Linked DNA regions of Mus musculus: region 2 is linked to region 1. A link is a loop called in an ENCODE intact Hi-C map of the cell type or tissue named here. Cell type or tissue: heart. All regions are shown on one strand. Links, peaks and the distances in the headings refer to the core of each region. The heading gives the core; the rest is flanking DNA. Region 1 holds the start of Gm34084 (predicted gene, 34084). Region 2 overlaps Gm33958 (a long non-coding RNA gene).

The links. A loop is a pair of places that touch in the nucleus more often than their neighbours do. Peaks named below come from ENCODE experiments on the same cell type or tissue, not always from the same donor. Only the 100,000 strongest peaks of a DNase experiment are listed, where the experiment ranks them.
Region 2: a loop joins it to region 1, with 1.9 times the contacts of the local background. A loop is called at or near these places in 1 of 42 quality-filtered maps.

What each region holds. Positions count from the first base shown.
Region 1 is chr13:44,472,001-44,480,328 of GRCm38, reverse strand. Gm34084 (predicted gene, 34084) reads left to right here and starts at 2. Exons shown (of 2, transcript NR_167749.1): 1 at 2-197; 2 at 7,555-7,906. In heart, for the core only: no CTCF peak of the experiment used is centred there; a DNase peak (open chromatin) is centred at 3,198; H3K27ac peaks cover 717 bases.
Region 2 is chr13:44,369,230-44,377,557 of GRCm38, reverse strand. All of the region lies in intron 3 of Gm33958 (a long non-coding RNA gene), which reads left to right. Among named protein-coding and RNA genes, the nearest start is that of Gm33958, 27 kb to the left of the region's middle. In heart, for the core only: no CTCF peak of the experiment used is centred there; no DNase peak of the experiment used is centred there; H3K27ac peaks cover 864 bases.

The DNA of each region.
Region 1 (8,328 bases), core at 61-8,060:
TCCCTCTTCGGCTCTCAGCCAGCTTGCCTTCAAGATCCTCATCTAGACAAGGCTTAAATTTGGCTTAACTGTTGGCTCCAGCATTACCGTTTCACAAGGACGGAGGTGCAGCCTGTGTGGTGATCCTTGCCAGGCGAAGGCACCAGGAAGAATCCTTATCCAATGACGGGGACCCTAAAACTTGCCCGCACTCTTTTGTGAGTTGGGTTGGGTGGGGTGACTGCTGTCCTGCTGCAGAAGGTGTGGCTGTCTACTGTCTACCTTTTCTACCTCTGAAATTTCACTTTGATGGAGTTGCAGCGGCAGGTATAACTGGCGGCTGTTCCCATGGGACATTTCTGTAGCCATATTTGGATCATAGTTCTCCCTCGGTGCCTCTCAGACCCTTGCTTCATTTCAATTGACTAATTAAGCATTTGGAGATATTGTCTAGGTAGCCCAAGCTAGACTTCAACTCACTTAAGTAGCCCAGGCTAGCCTTGACCTGGCTGCATGTTTTTCTCGGACTCAGTTTCCAAGTGCCGGAACTATAGGCATGTACCACCATGCCTGGTCCAAATACTCATTTAAAATAAATGCTTGTTGATCTTTCTGGCCCCATGCAGGAAGACTGGAGATGTGGTGTGGGCCTGTGCATACTTGTGTCAGTTACTGAAATCTTTGGCCTCAGCCTTAAAAAGTACAACCCCATGTTGTGGAGTGGGGAAAGAATTTTTTTTAATCTCTCTGATTTTGCAGGCTAATTTTTGCTGAGCAACCTATATTCTTCAGCTCAAAAGCTGCTCAGTTTCCTGAGGGGCAGGGAAATAGGAGCATTTTATTTTTTCCCCCCAGCCATACCTCCGGGACCCTGTAGCCACCTCAGAATTCATGTTTCCCATGGGAGGCACCTTATTGATTCTCATTCCTAAAGCTACAGTTCCATAGTAATGTTACTTTAGACGGAGGGCGGAGTGATGGGATTCTCTCGGTAGTTATCCATGTGTGGACTTGAAAGAGTAGTAAACTCAGTGCTCCAAGGTATGCTAATCATAAAACAGATAGCGACATTCCTCCACCCACCCGCTTCCTGTGTTCAAGGAGTATTCATTCAAAGAAAGTCACCCTGACCCACCCTGACCATTGCTGGAACCCACTATGCAAAGGTGCTATTGCAAGGGGCTCTTAGATTGTTAGGGGCTCTTAGAAACTGTCTTGAGAGATAACCTGACACTTGTGACTTTGTACTTCCTTGTGACTCTTAACTGGTATTTTTGGTATTTTCCAACAACGCCCTTCCCACCTCCTTGAGTTGTGGTTCCTTCCTTTAAATACCCCCTTATCCAGCTACTGGGGGCGCCACGGTCCTCTACCCCTGCGTGGTGTATGACCATGGGCCCGAGAGCGCTCTTGAATAAAAATCCTCTTGCAATTTGCAGCAAGTCCGTTTCTCGTTGGTGGTTTTGGGGTGTCGCCTCTCCTGAGTCAGAACGTGGGCGAGTCCTCACGTTATGGGTCTTTCAGACTAATGTTGACGAGATTCCTAGTATGTGCCCTGTGCCCTGTACTGAGACCACAGACTCAAGGATGCTTCTGTGTGCGCATGTGTGACATTCAGGGACCTGCCAGGGAGACCGTCATTCCAACTGCGGATTGTCATGAAGTGTAGGAAGAGTGGTGGTTGTGTTTGCAATGGGAGCTATTTCTAGGTCTTGCCAGCCCGTGGGTACAGAAAAGGTCGAACACACCTTTAGAAATTAAACCTTACTGGCCTGTGTTGTCCTTCTTGCTGAGCCCCCAGGCAGCTATTTTCTAGAGTCCCTAGAGTTATGTGCCAGCTAGTTTTCTGTCAACTTGACACAAGCTAGAGTCACCTGAAAGGAGGGAAACTCAGTTGAGGAAATGCCTCCATAAGATACGGTTAGAGGGCATTTTTTTTTTACTTAGTGATTGATGGGTGAGGGCCCAGCCCACTGTACTTGCTGTTCTCCCTGGGCTGGTGGTCCTGGGTTCTCTAAGAAAGCAGACTGAGCAAGCTGTGATATGCAACCCAGTAAGCAGCACTCCTCCCTGTCCCCTGCATCAGCTCCCGCCTCTGGTTCCTGCCCTGCATGAGTTCCTGTCCTGACTTCCTTCAGTGGTGGACTATGATGTGCAAATGTAAGCCAAATAAACCCTCCCCCCCCCCCCGCCCCAAACTTACTTGATCACAGCATCAGAAACCCTAAGACAAGTCATTTGTGTGTGTACTTTAGTTTCTGGCCCTTATGCGGTGTTTTGCTCTGAGATCCACTCCGGAACAGCATTCTCTAGCATGGCCCTAAGTTTCTGCCACAGGCTTCTCCAGGCTGGTGTGTGTCTCTGCCCTCAATATGCCTGAGCCGGAGGCACTCTCTCTGTTTTGGATGTGAGAGAGGAGAGCAGCTCACCTTTCTGTGGGTCACCTGGGTACAATACCAAGACCATGTGCTATATAGTCTTGAGAAAACATCTTCCTCCTGGCTTCCGTCCACCGCTCTTCTTTCTGCATTCCCTGGGACGGGTCTCAGATCCAGCATCTCCCACAAACGCACTAAGCACTTGCTTGGTGACAGCACACTTGCTTGGTGACAGTGCACCTGCGAGTGACTTTGAGACTTCTCACAGTTTCTTGACCTCACATCTTGGGCGGATGCCTTCTCTGCCAGCCGAGGGTCAGCTTGTCAGACACGCTCAGCCATAGGGTTCTGTGTCCTTTCCTCCTGTTGGGGTCATTTTATTTCCGGCCTCCCTGACCTTACTTAAACAGTTACCATAGTTTCCTTGTGGTCCTGTTGTTTCTTGTCTGTTTCCCTTCACCCTGTACTTACAGTCACTTCAAAAAGCGACCATCCTCCGATGGGGTCTAGTTTAAATCTCCCTGGCACACTTTTATTTTCGCTAGCAAGGGTGTTAGGGTCTCCTTAAGATGATATTGCCTCTTATTGGATTATTTTTAGATAGGGAAGCATGTGTCCCAGTATGACTTTATACACGGCTGAGCATGGCCTTGGATTTTGGATTTTCCTGGCTCTATCTTCCTGGTGCTGGGACCGTGTGTGCCACCACACCCCAGTTTTATGCTGTGCTGCGGTTCCAGTTTGGGACTTCATTTTTGCTAGGCAAACACTCTTAGCAATGGAGCTACACCCTCAGCTCAGTTTCATTGTTTTATACTTACTGTACTTTGTGGTAAGGCAAAGGCTGTCTGGAGGGATTCCAGTGGGCTGGGTCAGGCAAGGAAATCTCTGTGAGGGAAAGGGAAATTGCTTGTCTTTAACAAATGGACAGGCTCTAGACAGCCAGCGGCAAGCTGGCTCTCAATGGGGGCAAGCGTAGGAGACTGGGGTTGAGGCTGATGGGACCCTCAGACCGGAGGTCCGGAGCCTCACTACTGAAGAGGCTGCGTGCCGGGAAGGGGGTGGGGGGGGGGAATAGGAGCAGGAGCAGAAGCTTGAAGGCAGAGAAGGAAGCTTATTATGAGGGGCTGTGAAAAGCCAGAAAGGAGGTCTAGCTTTAACTCTGCAGGAAGCTGGAGGCCATGGAAACTTTTTCAATGGCAATGAAAGATTCAGAAAGGGAAGGCCTGACTTGCTTTGACTTGGGGGTGGGGAGTTGGTGGGGGTGAGGTGGGGGCGGGGCTTCTACTTCGAGGTATGAAGGGAAACCCAGGGATTGTGGTTTCGTTGAAAAGGGGTATGTGCAAGTGGTAACCTTCACAGGTTTAGGAAGGAAGGAAAGAAGAAAGGAAGGAAGGAAGGAAGGAAGGAAGGAAGGAAGGAAGGAAGGGAGGAAGGAAGGAAGGGAGGAAGGTTTTGGGATGTAGCTTTCCTTAGCATTCAAGAAGGCTTGGGTTTGACCCCCAGCATAGCTTAAAACTGGGGATGGTGGTGCATGTCTGTAATACCAGCACCCTGGAGGTGGAGGCAAGATCAGAAGTTCAAGGCCACCCTCAGATGCAGAGCAAGGCCAGGTAGGCTTGTGTGAGACACTGTCTCCAGAAAAAAGAAAGAAAGAAAGAAAGAAAGAAAGAAAGAAAGAAAGAAAGAAAGAGAGAAAGAGCAAAAAGAAAAAGTTGAAGCATGGAAGTTGATTTGCTACAGGAAGAGAGAAGAGGATGGGGTCCATCAAGACCAGCGCTGCCAAAGAGATGAGGGGGAGCCGTGGAGGGGGAGCTGTGGAGGGGGGTCTGCTGTGGAGGGGGAGCTGTGGAGGGGGTTCTGCTATGGAGGGGGAGCTGTGGAGGGGGTTCTGCTGTGGAGGGGGAGCTGTGGAGGGGGTTCTGCTGTGGAGGGGGAGCTGTGGAGGGGGTTCTGCTGTGGAGGGGGAGCTGTGGAGGGGGAGCTGTGGAGGGGGTTCTGCTGTGGAGGGGGAGCTGTGGAGGGGGTTCTGCTGTGGAGGGGGAGCTGTGGAGGGGGTTCTGCTGTGGAGGGGGAGCTGTGGAGGGGGTTCTGCTGTGGAGGGGGAGCTGTGGAGGGGGTTCTGCTATGGAGGGGGAGCTGTGGAGGGGGTTCTGCTGTGGAGGGGGAGCTGTGGAGGGGGTTCTGCTGTGGAGGGGGAGCTGTGGAGGGGGTTCTGCTGTGGAGGGGGAGCTGTGGAGGGGGTTCTGCTGTGGAGGGGGAGCTGTGGAGGGGGTTCTGCTGTGGAGGGGGAGCTGTGGAGGGGGTTCTGCTGTGGAGGGGGAGCTGTGGAGGGGGTTCTGCTATGGAGGGGGAGCTGTGGAGGGGGTTCTGCTGTGGAGGGGGAGCTCTGGAGGGGGCTCGGCTGTGGAGGGAGCTCTGCTTTTGGCTGTTTAAGAGAATGGTGAGACACTCACGGGGATCTCAGAGGCAGAGCTGCTATCTGAGGCCCTTAGAGGCGGTGAGGTGAGGGGTGTGGGGACTCGGGGGTGGGATTTCTCCTCAGAGCTAAGGACAAGGATGTCATCTGAGAGGGGGCGGGTGGGAGGGAGGGAGAGAGAGAGAGAGAGAGAGAAAGAGAGAGAAGAAGAGCTAGGATTCAGGAATGGGTGTCAATTGAAGAGGAACTTGATTAGGATGCAAGAACCACTTCCGGCCAAGGAGCCCCTGGTCAGGCAGCCCTTGGCTGAGGCATAGCATCTCTTCTTGCCATGGCAGTGCCAGCAAGGACACCTATTTGCTGCTGTGCAAAGCAGGGCGGGGCTGGAAGAAATAGGACCATCTGCTCCGTTGTTTGGCTGCTCAGCTCGGTGTGTAACTCAGGTTGTGATTTCAACCACGGCTCCCTCCATCAGCTCAGTGGCCATGTTATCAATCTCTTAAGCTGATGCACGCGCACATCCTCACATGTGTATATAAGTAATGAGGGCACATGTGAGGGCAGAGGTCTGTGTCCCGTGGGTTCTCTTATTATTTCTCCACTTTTTGTTCTGTTTTTTTGAGGCAAGGTCTCTCAACGAACCTGACCAGACCTTACCATTTAGCTATACTGACTGGCCTGTGTGCTCCGGGATCTTCCTGTCTCAGCTTCCCTCACTGGGATTCCAGGCCCATGCTGCCACACCCAGCCGTATATGTGTCAATCCTCCAGCTCTTGTGTCAAGTAAGCTCTTTACTGAATGGACCATCTCCCAGGCCCAGCCCCACTCCCATGATAACCAGGCTGGCCTGGAGCTTGTTATGTAGCTTCAAACGCCAACTATCTCAGACCTCCGAGGGCAGGCATGACCAGTATGAGCCACCACACCAGGCCATGATCATGTCTCACCTCGCCTGAGAGGCCGCTTCCTAAGAAACATCTCATTCACCATTTTCCTTCCCTCTCATTGACGGCTTGGATCGCGCTATTTAGATCCAAGAGGCAATTGTTCCACACCTACCATATGCTTGAGGGGACACAAAGCTTTTCACACTTGCAGTATCAGCAGCCTGCAGCTTGTTCAGGGGATACAGCACTTGAAATAAGGTGCTTTTGGCAGAATGTCATGAATTTGAAACAATTTTGCCAACGATCTAAACAGTATGATGATATTTTCAGGCACGCAGTAAAACAGTGTGGTGGAAAACCACCTATAGCCAAAATAGAGCCTTTATGTTAAATCCTTCCATTACTATATTGGAGAGAGAAAAAAAATTATTGAATGTTTACTTTTATTCTCTCTGTCTCACCTTCCTCATTTGGGGAAAACCAAGTCTTTGTGTTCCCTGGACAAAGCACAAGTTGTTGGTACCCAAAAGATAAGCCCTTCCGATGCTTTGTTTAAAAGATCCTCTGGGTAGGGCTTAGCTGGTGTTTCAGAAAAAGGAAAGGGATGAAGGGAAATCCTGCTCGCCCAGAAAAAGTTGAACTGGTTTGGCGGCTGGCTGGTGAGTGGCCATTTGGAGATTCTGTAATGCTGAGAGGAGCTGTGGTCTCTCGGTTTCCAAGCATGGGCAGACCGAGGCTGAGAGAAAGAGTCTAGAAAAAGCCTCGGTGGTCTACAAAAGTTATTTTGAGCTGAAGGCATTTGGATTCCCATAATGTCTTATCTGCCTAAAAGCAGAGCTTCTACCCTCCAATTGTCATAAATCCCTGCCCTAGAAGCAATTCTAATCTCTTTTTGGAGAGCAGAAATCAGCACCACGCTCTGATATTATCACAGCCACATTACATCTCCCATCTCTCCTCCGAAGGGTCCATTTATCTTTCCAAAAGGTCTTTTGCTTTTCTCTAAGTGTCTCTCCTCTTCTCCCCCTTCTCACAGAAGTGCCCCTCTTCCCAGTCCCTATTAAGATGGTAAATAAACCCAGATTCTAACTACCCCCCTGAGACCCAGTTCTTTGTGAATTCCAGCGCATTTATACCTAATTAAATCAGTTTCCCCCACTCCTCTGGGCTAATCTATCTTTTGCCAGTTGAATTTGCACACCCTCCAATTATTGAACCTGAGGACAGAGGAAGGATTTTCCTCCCTGACAGCCCCTCTTGTGCCCAGTGCCTCTGAGGATTATGGCAAGTTACTTATGGCATAGGGGATCAGGGACCTACGGGTGGCCCGGAGACAAAGAAACTACAGAAGGGGCCGGGAGAAGAGGAGCACGGCCACGTTGTGCTTCCCATGGCCCAGCTCCTGGCACCTTCTTTTGTCTGCTTGCTTTTCCATAACTTTGTACTTCCCAGGACTTTGGGAGCTGAACAGCCGCCCCAGTCAGTGGTGACTGACAGCTAGACTCTAGGCACAGGAAACAAAGTAACTTTAAGGGGAGACAATGAAAACGATTACTCTCCCTGTTCCTCCTTGCTCCTTAGAACTTCTCTTTCCCCTCCTTCCTTTCCTCCTTCTGTCTTCTTCCTCCTATTTCTCTATCGCTTCATCTCTTTTTTTTTTTTTGAAACAGGGTCTCATGTAGCTCAAAAAAGCCTTGAACTTGCTGTGAAACCAAGGCTGGCTTTAATCACCTAGTCATCCTGCCTCCATCTCCAGAGTGCTGGGATTACAGTTGTGTGCCCAACATGCCTGACTCCATTCTAACTTCTTTGTGTTACAGACTAACATTTCATTTCTTAATCTCTCTCTCTCTCTCTCTCTCTCTCTCTCTCTCTCTCTCTCTCATTCAGAACATTTCTTACTTCAGGAGGTGTCCGGCCTCAGAAAATGCTGCTCCAAAGTCCTTTGGATGGAATTGAATGAGACCTAGAGGATTCACAAGGAATCTCCATTTTGAAGATGGTGGCAGATTCAAGATCAGAAGTCTCACAGAGAGGGCTCCTGCTGAACGCCTGGGAGAAGAATAGACCAGAAGGAGGCTGGACACAGAGGCTGTGTGGGGCCACTCCAGCCTATCACCAGGACACCTAAGCCTTCTGTCCAGTTGTGCTTTACACTGTCCTCCAGGCTTCCAAACAGTTTTCATTGAGTCTTTGGATGCTCATTTCTGAAGCCACATTAAATCGAGGCTACTTCCTCTTATTAACCTTTCTTTTTGTTGTTTGGAGACAGGGTATGATTATGTAGCTTTGGCTGGCTTAGAATTTATCATATAGACCAGGATACCCTTGAGTCCCTCCTTCCTCTGACTCCTAAATCTGAGTGCTGAGACAAAAGATGTGTGTCACCGCGCATGGCAGCCTGTCTTTTGTTATTAGGCATGCTGGCTCTGCCTTTATGGGGAGCAAGAAGTATCAAACCTTCCTACTACAGAAGTCCCACGTTAAGGGAAATCTAGAGTAAGCCTAGATCAGAGAACGTACTAATTACTAGCATAGTTCTTTGACTCCAGGGATATGAAAATGTCACCATTTAAAACCTCAGTAGGGGACCACCTCAGTTTAACATCAGGGAAGTGAATGAAATCTCATACCGTAGGGTCAGGCACAGGATGCTCATATTCA
Region 2 (8,328 bases), core at 292-8,291, 100 kb after region 1:
TATACCTTCTGAAAAATCCCCAGATTTTCACATGTCACACAATCTTGAAAACCATCTGCAGCTGGCAAAAATCACACCTCTATCAGAGCACACATGAAGCAAACCCTAGTCAGATGCTGCGGTCAGTTCGAAGTAGCCCATATCCCCACACCTGGGATCAGAAAGAAAACATATTCCCCCAATATGTCTGTGTTCTTTAAAGAAACCAAAATTCCAAAATTGTCACTATGGTCATCAAAAACAAAGCATGGCCTGATCCACCTGCCTCTGCCTCGCCAGCACTGGGATTACAAGTGTGCCCACCACACTCAGTTTATATGGTGATGCAGAGCAAAGCCAGGCCCTCACACATTCTAGAGAAGTACTCTAAGAACCACACCTTATCCCCAGCCCTGTTCACCACATCTCTTGTTGGCACAAAGAGGCTTTGTCCAGCTATTGACCCTGTATTCTCCAAGTGTCCACTAATAAATATATGTTGTCCATGGAGCCCCGGCATTACCAGATGACACGTTTTCAAATGCAGCAACTGTGACATGGTTTGCTTAACTACCCTGGTCAACCAAGATTAGGACTCATTGGAATGAAGTGCAGAAACCCTCCTCATAAGTCACATTGTGACCAAAAAGACTCTGAGGGGTGGGGGTGGGGGTGAGGGTGAGGGTGGGGATACACATGCAGCATTTATACAGTCTCAAAAGGCAACCTAGCAAACAGACCCAGAGACACACATGTTTAGCAGTCCTGTGACTGACGTCTGACTGAAGGAAACAATTCGGTGGACAAAACTATGCTTTTATGACATTTGAAATCATGCAACTTTCAATGCAGGAAATGTCCATTTTTGGAAATAGCAGGTGATGATATAGTCCACAAAGACATAATCGCATGGGGCCAGAGAGGTGGCTCAGTGGTTAAGCCAGGTCCTGCTCTTGCAGAGGAACCCACATTCAGTTTCCAGCACCTATGTCATTCAACTTATAACCACCTGTCACTCCAGCTCCCGGGGCTCTCCCACGCTCTCTTCTGGCCTTTGAGGGCAATTGCATTCAGATACACCCCCCCAACCCCTCCCTACAGACACACAAGCATAACCGTGATTAAAATAAAACCCCCTTTTAAAAAGTCTTTTAATGATTCAGTTGCTCTAAACAAAAATTCAGCTCCTTATGTGAGATCTCTGCAGTATTCTAGGCCCTGGGTATAGTAAACAGAGAGGTTTGACCTCTGAACTCTTAATGCCCAAACAATGCACCTTAGACTCAATAACTGACATTGCTGATGGCCGGGGCCCATCTGATGACTTACTTGTCTTCCTCCATCAAATTCCTCATAAAAGAGAGGGAGGGGCCAGACAGTCGGGGCTGGGGGGAGCCAGAATCTCTGTCCCTTCCAGCCTTTCACTGGGGCCCCCGACAAACGAGAGCAGCAAACCCACACACTTCCTGCACTTTCTCTGAAGCCAATTAAGCCTTCTCTCTAGTAAACAGGCCTGTGGTTCCTTTTGTTTAGTGCCTCCCCCCCAACCCCCATTTGTTTAAAGCATTGAAAGTCCTACAACTGCCTTAGCCATCATTCTCCCAGAATACAAGCCACACAATGGCGGACTGACAAAGGGAGAAGTCTGGCTGGATCCCTTTATGTTTCAGAGGGTTTCTTGGGGGGTGGGGGTGTTTGGTCAGAGCAGCCGCTGCCCCACTGGGTAGGCACTAGAGCTGACAGGTGACTGTCACTTGGGTTGAGCGGGAAGACGTGTTTCTGCTTTTTCAGATTGTCGTGAAGCCTAAGACAGGTGTCACTCAATTCTCCTTGGTTCTCTTAGACTCGAGCCCCACTCGAGTCTGTGCAGGAGCATGGATGCACGGCACAGCATAGCCAGTCTGATTTGCAGCAATGGTCACAGGGCTTTGTTAGGCTCAGCTCTTGGCCTCTCTCTCTCTCTCCTCTGCTGCTGTTGTGACCCTACCCAATGCGTGGCAGCCAGCCTCAAGCTCGGCTGAAGGAGGAAGGAGAACGTGTTTGTGAGACTGGAAGGGTATCTATCTTATGAGCATCAGCCAACCACTGATAGTGTGGGGCCTTCATCCAAAATCTCCACTGCTTTCTATTTCCTATCTTTACAGTCTCATTAGGTCTGGGTTAGCTCATCAAAAACTGCTGTGATTTTACAGAGTCCTATTCCCTGGATTTCAGTATCTTCATCTGTGAGTGGCATGGTCCACTGGTTCTTCTAAAAGTATACACCTCCCCTCCTGACCCCCCAGCAACATCAACCAGGTCGCTAGCCTTGTTAGAGATGTTAGTTTTGAATGGCCAGATAGATGCATGTTGCTTTAACCAGCCATTCAGGGATGCTGATGCTGGTTCAAGATCACCTTAAGGTGGAAGCTCTTGTGTGTTCCCTCTAGCATCAGCCTCGCTAATGCCTCTTAGACTAAATTCATCACGCTGGAGCGAGATCCCAGCTACGGCTCGACGGCTCGCAGTCTGAACTGTCCTCTTGTGCCTTCTCTTGGTGTCTGAAGACAGCTATAGACTGAGTTCATCAAGCTGTTTCAAGCCGAAAGCCTCACGCACTCCCGGCAACATCTCCCAGAGTGAGACCTGTCAAGTGTGTCGGTGGTGAGCATCCACACACAGATGAAGGATGCTAATCACAACCACAGGAGGAGTAGAGATGCAGGAACTAGCTCGGCAGGCAAAAAGCCTCTCTGTTCAAAGTGTGTCACTCTGAAGCAGAACTGAAATGACTTCACAGGGTGGCAGAAGACTCGGCTCCTGGGGGTGGGGTGGGGGAGGCAGACAGCTCTAGGCATTACCCACTTGGAGTTGTGCACTCGCTTGCTTGCCCTGAAAGGAGAATGGAGTGTTTCTTTGTTCTTATTTCCTATCTGGCGATCAGTTGGCCATGAAGATGGTTCCAGAACACAAACCACGTTGTGAGGCTCCCCCTCTTAAAATGGCGGTTGTGCTCTGTCTTAGATGAAGCACGTGTTAGGTACTCTAGTCAGTTTCAGACTGCACGCCGGTTTTTCCTGCTTCTTAAGAATTATAATCTCCCTCTCACTCACGTCCCTTTTCAGACTTAGTCTCCTGGGGTGCCCTTCCTATCCTTCCCTAACTGGGTCAGGAGCTGTCTTCTAGTGTCCCAGACACACTGTCCCTTTCTCGTGACGCAGCTGTCAACACTTTGTATCACATATGGAAGTCCTGCTGACAATTCATTTACAGAGGATGACTCTGTCTCCTGGACACTCTTTCTTTGACTCACTGTTCCTCTCAGTCACTTGTTTATTTACACATTGATTAATTAGATACCCATACTCCAAAAAGTGGCTATTGCCCAAACACGGGACCTAGTGTTGCAGGCCATCAATAAGGGAGACCATTGCTCTCCCTCCTCTTGGTCCTTGTGGTAGAGTGGCTCCCATCCCCTTGGACTCGGACTCGGACTCTGCAGTGCTGGTCTTCTCAAGGATCGTCTTTGCATCTTGACTTGTCAATCCTGTTTCCACCGCTGTTTTGTCCTTTGTGCAGGGTACCGGCTTCCTATGCCTATCTGTGCTCTCTGCATCCTTGCAAACGTGCATTATTTTGTGTTTTGAAACCATGTGTGTTTTATGTTTGTATACACGGCATATTAAAATATCTCCATGTAGATGGCATGAGTGACACACCCCTGTAATGCACACACACTCAGGAGGTGGAGGTAGGAGGAGGTGAGTTTGTGGCCAGCTGAAGGTTCACGGCAAAATTCTGTCTCAAAACATAACAACTGTAAATGAAACGAAACAAACTTCCTTCAGGTTATTTTGTTCTGCTGGGCAAGCTGCCCTGTCTCAGTGCTGCTATGTGCTGCTGCTATGGCTGCGCATGGCTGTATCCTATTCCAGCATCTCTGTCCCCACACTGATCAGGACTTGGGTAACAACTCAATTTTAGGGATGAGAATCCTTATATGCTGCATCTATGGCTCTGGACAGGACTACTGAGCAGGCCAAAGTGTGTGTATATGTATGTGTATGTGTATGTGTGTGTGTGTGTGTGTGTGTGTGTGTGTGTGTGTGTGTGTGTGTGTATGTGTATGTGTGTATGTCATTGGCTGAGTACTGTTAGCTTCTCTTTGAGTGGCTACTCTAGTCTTTTAAGTTGGAAGAAATTTACATTTACAATAAAAATTCTAGGTTGTAGATAGTCTGGTTTGATATAAAAGTATATTTTAATGCTCTGTTTATTCATTTTGTTTTTGATGTCTTTCATTTAAAAACAACTACCTTTCGTTTTTTCAGTTTTTTATTCTCTTCTTAGAGGTACTTTACGTGTGTGTGTGTGTGTGTGTGTGTGTGTGTGTGTGTGTGTGTGTGTGTGTGTGTGAGTGTATTCTGCTTTGTACAAACCCAGGGCCTTGTACACGATGTTAGGCAAATGCCGTACTACTGAGCTACATCCACAGCACAGGTAATTCACATTTTTTAAGGCTGAATCTCATGTAATTCAGGTTGGCCTTGAACTAATAATGATGTTGAACCTCTGATATTTATATCAGAGTGCTGGAATTATAGGTATGTGCCACCAAATTTTGTTTATGTGGTATTAGAAGACAAACTTGGTACCTCATACATGTGAGCAAGCACGTTGCCAGTGGAGCGAGATTCCCTAGCCCCCCATTGGCTTGAGATGGCCCTTAATGACCATAAGAAGAAAAGGGGGCAGCTTTTACATCGACAGGCCAAGTAGCATCTCATGTATGTGAACCTCACAAGCCTAAGTGCGCTAAGTCTAAAAGCAGAGAAACCTTTAAGTTAGCATCCATAAAACTTGGTCTAAGTGTCAGTCTATTTTAGGACTCTAAGCTAAGGAAGTGTTACAAGGAAGTCGTGTACACTTGAGATAAGCCCTACACATAGTCAAAACAAAAGCTCTCATGAGAAACTACTTATGAGCTTGGAACTTGGAGCCTAGGACTCAGAAAAGCTGAGAGACCCAAACTAGTTTCCTACCTGGCAGGCCTCTGAACTCTTCCTTATCCAAACTCAAGAAGAGGAAGGGAGGTGGAGAGAGGTGAGGAGCGCTTGGTGCTCTTGAGCAGGACCAGGTGGCAGTTGCCCATACTCACATCGTAGCTCACAACCATCTGTGACTCCAATTTCAGGGGTTCTGACACCGTCTGTGACCTCTGTGGGTGCCAAGCATGCACATGGTAAAATACATGCATGCAGACAAAACATGTGCATACATAAAATAAGATAAATAAATCTAAAATAAGAATTTGAAAAGAGCCCTCTTAATGGCTCCTAGTGGCCAGCAGGTAGCCTGTGAGAGTCAACAAAGTTTCTAGGGGCTGTGTGTGTGTGTGTGTGTGTGTGTGTATGTGTGTGTGTATGTCTGTGTGTCTGTATGTATATGTTTGTATATGTGTATGTGTATATATGTTATGTGTATGTGTATATTTATATGTATATATTTTAAAAATATCTTAGCTGGGCGTGGTGGTGCATGCCTTTAATCCCAGCACTCGGGAGGCAGAGGCAGGCAGATTTCTGAGTTCGAGCCCAGCCTTGTCCAAGTGAGTTCCAGGACAGCCAGGGCTATACAGAGAAACCCTGTCTCGAAAAACCAAAAAAAAAAAAAAAAAAAAAAAAAAATCTTGATGAGAATCTATTACTTGTATAAAACATTGGATTTTTTAGTGACATCATCACACACATATTGTATGCTTTAATCACAATCCTCTCTACCCCATCTCCTGCCCACACAGTTACTGTCTCTTTTCTCTGTTGGTTTTGTTGTTCAAATCTCAAGGCATGGAAATAAGGGCCTTTATGAGCCTCAACAGCAAACCTAGTTGCTCCTTCCAGAACTTTCCCTCTTCTGTTGACAGGAGTTATACCACAGATCTACTCAGCAAGCTACTTGTGAGTGAGGCAGGCATCTGACTAAAAGGACATCTGCCTCACGCATTTCTAACCATGCTGAAGACCCAGCCCACACTACATCCTTCTGTGACCCCTGCCCCCCCATCATCTCCAATGTGCCACTGCTGTATTAGATTCAAGCCTCAGTGTCAGCACGTGTCACAGTATAACACTTGTTCTATACCCCTTTCTCTTGGTCTCCACTTGGTTTTAAGCTTCTGGAGAAAGGAGTAGGGTCATGCGTGTTCTGTGTCACTAGTAGAATGTCAAGTAGATAACAAAGACTCAGCAATGTTCTCCAACGTGAGGAAGGGTGGTTTTCAAACTCATTAGAGATTGCCATCTGATAGCCTAAGTCCAACTGGATAATCTGGTGAGTGAATTTGGTGTTATTGGTTGAGTGTATAAAATCTTCTACATCCTTCTGTGTTCATGGTTTCTGTTTCCAGGAAAAATTTGGAAACAGAGGACTCACAGGTATAGGGATGGCTATATTAATGATTATATTAATGGCATTAATAGGGAACAAGACAATGGATAGGAAGGGTGACGAATGCTTGAGTCAAGCAATCCTTCCAATGCTACTTCGAGTGGCTTCTTCCCCTTTGTAAAATATGAGCATTATGGTGAAGCTGTCCCTCAGCTCACCCTTTCTTCCAGGATTTTTTCCTTACAGGTCTATCAATAATGTGGATAGATAAATATGCAGCATAAGGAGTCGGTGTACCTATTTTATATGGGTCAAATACTATGATGATAGCATACTGATATATACACTAAATAAAGGTGTCTGATGAGTTGTTTTGTTGCTAGAAGTCTGCTGCTGAAGGAGGTAGAAAGAATGTAGAGGGCACAGGAACATTTGTCTTAGCTGGAGACTCCCTTCTTAGGACTCTCAGTGCGTTAGCCCTAGACCATGGTGCTCCTTTGTCAGGCCGTTGGGCACTTGAGTAATAGCCTCACTAATCCCTGTCTTCATGTTCTGTTTCTTTTGTTCAACACAGTGTCCTCTTCTTCCCCTCAAGTGTACCAGCCAATGAGCATCTTCAACAGAGTATCTTCCTCTGCTGCAGTCCTAGGGTCTATCCTTTGGGAAATCTCACTGGGCTTGGGTAGGCCTGGTACTCACTCTTGTTCCTAGAAACGTGGGCTGGGGTCCTGGTCCTGTTGAAGAAACATGGTTACAGGGATCCCCCTGAAAGCACAGCAAGAGTGGAGGACAGCTGGAGGGAGAACTGTATACACACACACACACACACACACACACACACTGCATCCAGGTGCACCACATGGCTGCAACCTTTACACAGGACGGTTTCCTGGGCATTGACTTAATCACTTTTGAGAAGTACCCGATTCTTTTCCATCTCTGCCAGAGACAGAAATACAGACAGACACACACAGACTGGGGAAGGAGGGAGGGGGAGGGAGAGAGGGGAGGGGGAAGAGAAGGAGGAGGGGTGTGAGAGAGAGCAAGCACACACAGAGTTCGGAACGTGTCATACTAGTTTGGGCATCTTTGGAACACACACATCTACCGAGTGATGTCTATGCACATATGTACGCACACAGACACGCACATTATCAGAGGCCTCCTAGTAGAAGCATGCACTGTCCTGGGAACCGATCACAGGAGTTCCAGTACATGCTTTCTGCGAAATTCTTCCAAGGACAGTCGGGGATTTCAGGTTTCAGGAAAAAGCAGAGATTTGTTACGACAATGACATTCAACAAGTGTAACATCCTGGCCTCAAACAATTGTTAGGGGGGGGGGGAATAAGTGCTAAGGGGGCTTGATTGGGATTGTTAATGAGAGATTTCTCCCTCTGCTCTACCCGTCCTTGGCCGCCAACCCCTGGTTAATTTCTGCAGCCGCCTGGTCAGGATCCCTGTGCTTGGGAACCTGGGAGAAGGTTAACAGTTCCACTCTGCCGATTAATTGCAGAGACTTTCTTCATTCTGCTCAGCAGGGGTTTTTCTTGCTGGCTGTTGGAAACGGAACAATGTGCCTCATCCTCTGGGGTGAATGCATAATGATACATTTATCTAGGGGGGAAAAAGTCCTTACGGCTACGCTGTCTGCTTCTTGGCACAGGTTGTTGAGGCTGGACCAGTCCTTAAGTGAGAGAAAATATGGAACAGAAACGCCTTTCTCTTCTCTGAGAAAAGGGAAATCCAAAGGATGCAGGCACGTGAGTGAGCATGGACTCACAGCACAGGACAATGGCTTCCTGTGCTTCTGGCATCCTGCCACAGATGCAGTATCTCCATTGTTCCTATCTACCGTTGGTTTTTATGATATTTTTTGCGGTGCTGTGGACTGAACCTGGAGCCTTATATGTGCTAGATAACCATCTACTATCAAGCTATATTCCCAGCCTTTGAGATATCTCCCTTGCAAAGCCAGCTTGGA